2 separate regions of the Homo sapiens genome follow, and region 2 is linked to region 1. Evidence: read pairs that join two places in POLR2A ChIA-PET (ENCODE). Cell type or tissue: OCI-LY7. All regions are shown on one strand. Links, peaks and the distances in the headings refer to the core of each region. The heading gives the core; the rest is flanking DNA. Region 1 has its middle 8.2 kb from the start of GABARAPL1. Region 2 overlaps CLEC1A (C-type lectin domain family 1 member A).

Region 1 (2,920 bases), core at 271-2,770:
TTACTTTCTAGGACATTTCCTTTAACTTATTTCTAATATTTCTCTTGAATTTTTTCTTCTCATACTTTCAATTTTTAAGGTTTTTTTTCTCTAAATGTTCTTTGGCTGCAGCTGTTTTTGTTTCATAGAAGCAATCTTTCCTTTTCTTTTTCTGAGGATGTTAATGACAATTTTTTGGTGTTTCTATCTCCCTGAGTAATCTTTTATTTTCTTCAAATTGTTTTTCTCTTACTGAGTCATATTGGATCTTTTCTTCAAATCCCTAGTGATTTTTGACTACTTGCTGTCTTCTTATATTTAAAAGTGAGTGCTACAAAAGCTCATTTGAAATTCTGCATGCACAGCCCGGTGCGGTAGCTCACACCTGTAATCCCAGCACTTTGGGAGGCTGAGGCAGGCAGATCACTTGAGGTCAGGAGTTGGAGACCAGCCTGGCCAACATGGTGAAACCCTGTCTCCACGAAAAATACAAAAATTAGCTGGGGGTGGTGGTGAGTTCCTGTAATCCCAGCTACTCGGGAGGCTGGAGCACAAGAATCGCTTGAACCCGGGAGACAGAGGTTGCAGTGAGCCGAGATCACGCCACTGCACTCCAGCCTGGGCGACAGAGCAATAATACTCTGTCTCAAAAAAAAAAAAAAAAAAAAAAAAGAAAGAAAAGAAAGAAAGAAATTCTACATGCATGCAACAACCTTGTAGAATTCTACATGCATCCAACCATGGTCTTCTACTGGGCAGGTTGTCGGCTGGGCTGAGTAACTGGAACAGACTAGAAGGAAGAAGGTTGGGGATTTAGGAGTTAGTATGGAAGTTCTCACTTAATATTTCTGTTTTCAGTATGCTTCTTCTACAGAGCCCTTTTCCTCTAGCTTTCCCAATTCATAGACTCTTTGTTTATTCTCTATAAAGAATAAATCTCAATACTATACGGGGATGGGAGAGAGGAAATTACATGGCCATATAGGGGTAAGGAGATAACTTGGTAGTAAAAATGCCTGTACCTTTCTAAATCATCTAATGAATAGGCTACTTTAGACTTTCTTTACTGCCCACTTCAGATTTCATTCCTTAAGACTACTTTGTAAGTTATTTCTCATTTGTTAGCCTTCTTTCTAGAGTTTAAAACTGATTCCTCTTTCCACCTTTTCTCTCATGTAGTGAGGTTGGTTGTTTGTTTTGAGATGGAGTCTCACTCTGTCACCCAGGTTGGAGGGCAGTGGCGTGATCTCAGCTCACTGCAACCTCTGCCTCTTGGGTTCAAGCGATTCTCCTGCCTCAGCCTCCTGAGTAGCTGGGACTACAAGCACACGCCACCATGCCTGGGTAATTTTTGTATTTTTAGTAGAGATGGGGTTTCACTATGTTGGCCAGGCTGGTCTTGAACTTCTGACCTCAGGTGATCTGCCAGCCTTGGCCTCTCAGAGTGCTAGGATTACAGACATGAGCCACTGCACCTGGCCTGATTTTGTGAGTTTTTTACTTCCTTTTTTCTTTTACAGTCTATCTATTTCCTAGAGCTGCTGTAACATAGTACCACAAAGTAGATGTTTCAAACAACAGAAATGTATTGTCTCACTGTTCCAGAGGCTGAAAGGCTGATATTAAAGTGTCAGCAGCGTGAGGTTCTTCTGAGGACTGGGAGGAAGAATCTGTTCCATGCCTGTCTCCCAGCTTCTGAGATCCTCAGGTGTTCTTTGTGTTGTGGATGACATTCTTCCTGTGTCTTCACATCCTCTTTCCTTTATTCAGGACTGTTTTTGTGTCCAAATTTCCCCGCTTTGATAAGAACACCAGTCCTATTGTCTATCATCCACTCTAATGACCTAATTTTAATTTAACCATCTGCAAAGACCTTGTTTCCAAACGAGGACAAATTCACTAATAATGGGAGTTAAAACTTCCACATCTTTTTGGGCGACACAATTCAACCCATCACGCAGTTGTTTTAGTGCCACCTCAGGAGACAGCAAAGCCAAAAATACCTTTTCATTCCACCGTCTCAAATCGGAAGTCTATCCTTTGCTCCTTTGATGATGCTATATTGCATATTTTGAGTCTTTGTGTCATGAGCTATCCAAAGCCCTGAGGAGATAAAAACAATATACGCTGTTTTTGCACTCTTTCATAAGGTAGTCAGTTAGGGAGGACACAAAAGGAGACAGAGGAGACACTCAGGAAAACAACATTTTCTGACAAGTAATTGTGTTTACTTGTGAGTAAGTTTACTCACAAGTTGCAGAGATAGCAGTCACAGCATGTCATACAGGCCACACATTGGAAAGACACCAGGGAGGTCAGGGGAAAGAAGACAGGAGCGAGGGTAAGGTTTAGGTCAAAGCTTTCATTGGGGTTGCCATAGGAAAAACAGGAAAGGGAAGGGTAAAGAATTTAGTTTGAAATATTTCTATGGGCTCTAAACCACAAAGGTTGTCCCTGGTTGCCTGGTAACTGGTCCTCCTATGATTAAGGCAGAGAAATGTTGCCCCCTGGAATATACAGGTTGGATATAGGAGGTATGGCTCTAGATTGGTGAGTTTGCATATGAAAGGCAGGTTCTCAGCTGAGCCCTTGCTATCTCTAAGAACTGGTTAGGTCTGGTAAAGACAGTCTCTCCCCAGCCAGAATTTTTTTTTTAATGTAAAAACACCATAATATACAGAAAATAAGAAAATAAACTATCTCTCACTACTGGAACGGGCTATCTGAAACTAGGGACCTGAATGCCCTTAGAACTCCCCCAAACTCTGTATATATTTCTATGTCTCTCTATCCCTATCATATAACTTGCCTCTCTGAGTGTTATCTTTATCTCATTTATCTGGTGACTGCTTGAGACCAAAACGATAGCAGCCCCTGATCTCATAGCATCCACTATGGTCTGAACGTGTGTTTCCTCGCCAAATTTGTACACTGAAATCCT
Region 2 (2,920 bases), core at 91-2,590, 110 kb before region 1:
ATGATAATCAATTTCAGAAAGATGAATCTAAACTATTTTTGCAACAGTTAAATAATTTTTAAAACTGTGGCAAACATGGTTTCCTCGCCCTCCATTCCCATAAGTTTGACTAGTAATTGCAGAGGTTTTACTGTAAGTCATGAGTAGACCCCTCACCTAGTGAGGTCACCTATCTGAATCTGAATGACCTAACATATCTGAAGGGAAGAGTCTCAGTCAGGTGCAGGTAGCATCTAGCACTGTGATAAAAATGAAACAAAGAGAGAGTGAAACCCTCAAACAAACTGTGATCTCTTTGTAGCCCGTTAGTTCTACTTCACTGAGAATTCAAGTCACGTTCTGAAACAGAAAGATTAAAGAGATCGGAGGGGCTTTTTGAAAGGAAAATTCTTTTCCTTCTAGCAAGGTCCTATACATAATACATTCTAGGTACAGAGATTTTCCAGGCTGGAGTGCAGTGGCGAGATCTCAGCTCACTGCAACCTCCGCCTCCAAGGTTCAAGCAATCCTCCCACCTCAGCTCCTGAGGAGCCGGAACTACAGGCACGTGCCACCACGCCTGGCTAATTTTTTTTTCCTATATTTTTGTTGGAGATGAGGTTTCACCATGTTGCCCAGGCTGCAGGCTGTTCTCTAACTCCTGAGCTCAAGTGATCCTCTAACCCCGCCTCCCAAAGTGCTGGGATTACAGGCATGAGCCACCGCGCCCGGCCAATTCTAGGTAGAGATTTATATGAAACGTTATTTCCAAATGGGGAATGATAACTAGTAAAGAATATAGAAATAGACAGTATAATTACTATCCTCTGGAACTTACAATCTAGTAGGCAAAATAAGTTAAAGTCTCGGAGAAGACATACTGATACATTTTTAAATGTGAATCTTATTTCTTAGCAATCATCTCCTTCATAAGTAGCTTTCATTACATTTAGAATAAAATACAAATCACTTTTCACAGATTGCTCCTTTTTTTAAAAAAAATGGCAATTTTATTATGCTACTTCCCTACTTAAAAACTTCAAAAGCTTTATTGCACTTAAAATTAAATCCTGCATTAGTCTTATTGAGACCTTCCTTAGCTCTTTCATGCCTTTCTGAACTATTTTCCCCTCACTCACATGTACTCCTCACAACGGTCTCCCGTTTAGTCCTTGATCTGATCAAGCTTGACCCTAAGCACCTTGTATCAGCCCTACTTCTGCCTCTGCATTAATTTCAGTTTCAATGGCACATCCTTGGAAGAGGTCCGTAAGTCCATCTCTAGCAGATCACTCACCCTGTACTAGGTAATCTTTTCATGACTTTTGTTTCTTTTTGTCTGTCTCCTTTCTCTCCATTTAACATTCCATTACAACAATGATCTTGTCTATCTTGTCCACCAGTCCATTTCCACTACTGAAAGTAGTGCCTGGGACATAAGGGCTGAGTAAATCTTTGACAGCTTAAATAATCAAAAAATGAAATAATAAAAAATTAATATGACTTAAACTATTTAAGTTTTAAAGAGATAAGTGGGTTCTCCAAAGTTAAGTTTACAGGTTTTTGTTTTTGTTTTTTTTGTAGGCTATTGATTTTCAGCAACATCTATGTCAGCAGAAAACAGACTCAGCTAAATACATCTCCCAGCCATGTTGGTTTCTATACATTGACTTTTGTGAGATTATATCATGAACAAATCTAAGGGAGATTTGCTTCCTCCTGTTTCCTTCAGTTAACTGAGCTATGTGATTTAGTCTTAGTTTTTCTGGAAAAAGATGGTTTTCTCGTGGTATTGACTGTAAAAGTATTTCAGATCAGCAGAACATAAAAAAAAAAAAAGATTAGAGGCAGAATATATAGTTTGGGTTAATCATCCTCTCCAAAACCCTATATTTGTAAACTTCCATACAGTCCAAGAAAGTTAATCATATGGATGTTTCTAGATTCCATAGTTAAAAGTGCTTATGTGAGCCCACCACCATGGTGATTTTATTTTTCCACATACCTCTTATTACCATTAAATATATTGTATATCTTTGTTATTTCATTTAGCTTATATGTGTCTTACTCCAGGAAAAATTAAGCTCCTTCTTGGAAAATATTTATTTATCCATTATTGCAACCCAATTCCTAGGGCAGTAGTTGAAATAAGCTCAATTAAATTTAAATAAATGAATGAATAGGTCCATTATATACAAATACCTGTGTTATATGCCTGCCTACCCTTACTCAAACACAGTTACATTAATATGCATCTCAAAGTCATAATAATTTTTTAAATCCTGTGACCTCTTATAATTAATATTTGTCTGGCTGAAATTAAAAATAAGAAGTAAAGGAGAAGAACTATGACAGTCAACCAACTTATTTATCTCTTTATAAATCTGTTTTCCGCCAGGCACGGTGGCTTAGGCCTGTAATCTCATCACTTTGGAATCCTCCCAACTGAAGCAGGAGGATTGCTTTGGGCCAGGAGTTCGAGACCAGCCTGAGCAACATAGTGAGATCCCATCTCTACAAAAGATAGCAACATAGTGAGACCCCCATCTCTATAAAAAATTTTTAAAATTCATCAGCCATGGTGGCACACACCTGTAGTCGCAGCTACTCAGAAGGCTGAGGTGGGAGGATTGCTTGAGCCAGGGAGGTCAAGGCTGCAGTGAGTCGTGATCGTGCCACTCTACTCCAGCCTGGGTGACAGAGCAAGATCTTCTCTCAAAAGTAGTAATGAAATGAAATGAAATAAAATAAGATAAAATAAAATAAATCTGCTTTCTCTCGCATAATATTGAGGACATAGGAGTTGTTGTTTTCTGCCCAAAGGACCAAAAAGAGTGAATTTAAATTCCTACTGTGAAGTGAGGGCCTGGACTTTAGAAATCAGAACATCTTTCAATAATAATTATATTCATGAAAAGAAAAAAAATACATGATCCTTCCT

Evidence for each region. Peaks named below come from ENCODE experiments on the same cell type or tissue, not always from the same donor. Only the 100,000 strongest peaks of a DNase experiment are listed, where the experiment ranks them.
Region 2: POLR2A ChIA-PET joins it to region 1 with 6 read pairs; 5 of 35 experiments call an interaction of 5 or more read pairs at or near these places.

The regions. Positions count from the first base shown.
Region 1 is chr12:10,203,223-10,206,142 of GRCh38, forward strand. No RefSeq gene overlaps it. Among named protein-coding and RNA genes, the nearest start is that of GABARAPL1, 8.2 kb to the right of the region's middle. In OCI-LY7, for the core only: no CTCF peak of the experiment used is centred there; a DNase peak (open chromatin) is centred at 1,469; H3K27ac peaks cover 1,511 bases.
Region 2 is chr12:10,089,851-10,092,770 of GRCh38, forward strand. The region is part of intron 1 of CLEC1A (C-type lectin domain family 1 member A); the gene reads right to left. Among named protein-coding and RNA genes, the nearest start is that of CLEC1A, 7.7 kb to the right of the region's middle. In OCI-LY7, for the core only: no CTCF peak of the experiment used is centred there; no DNase peak of the experiment used is centred there.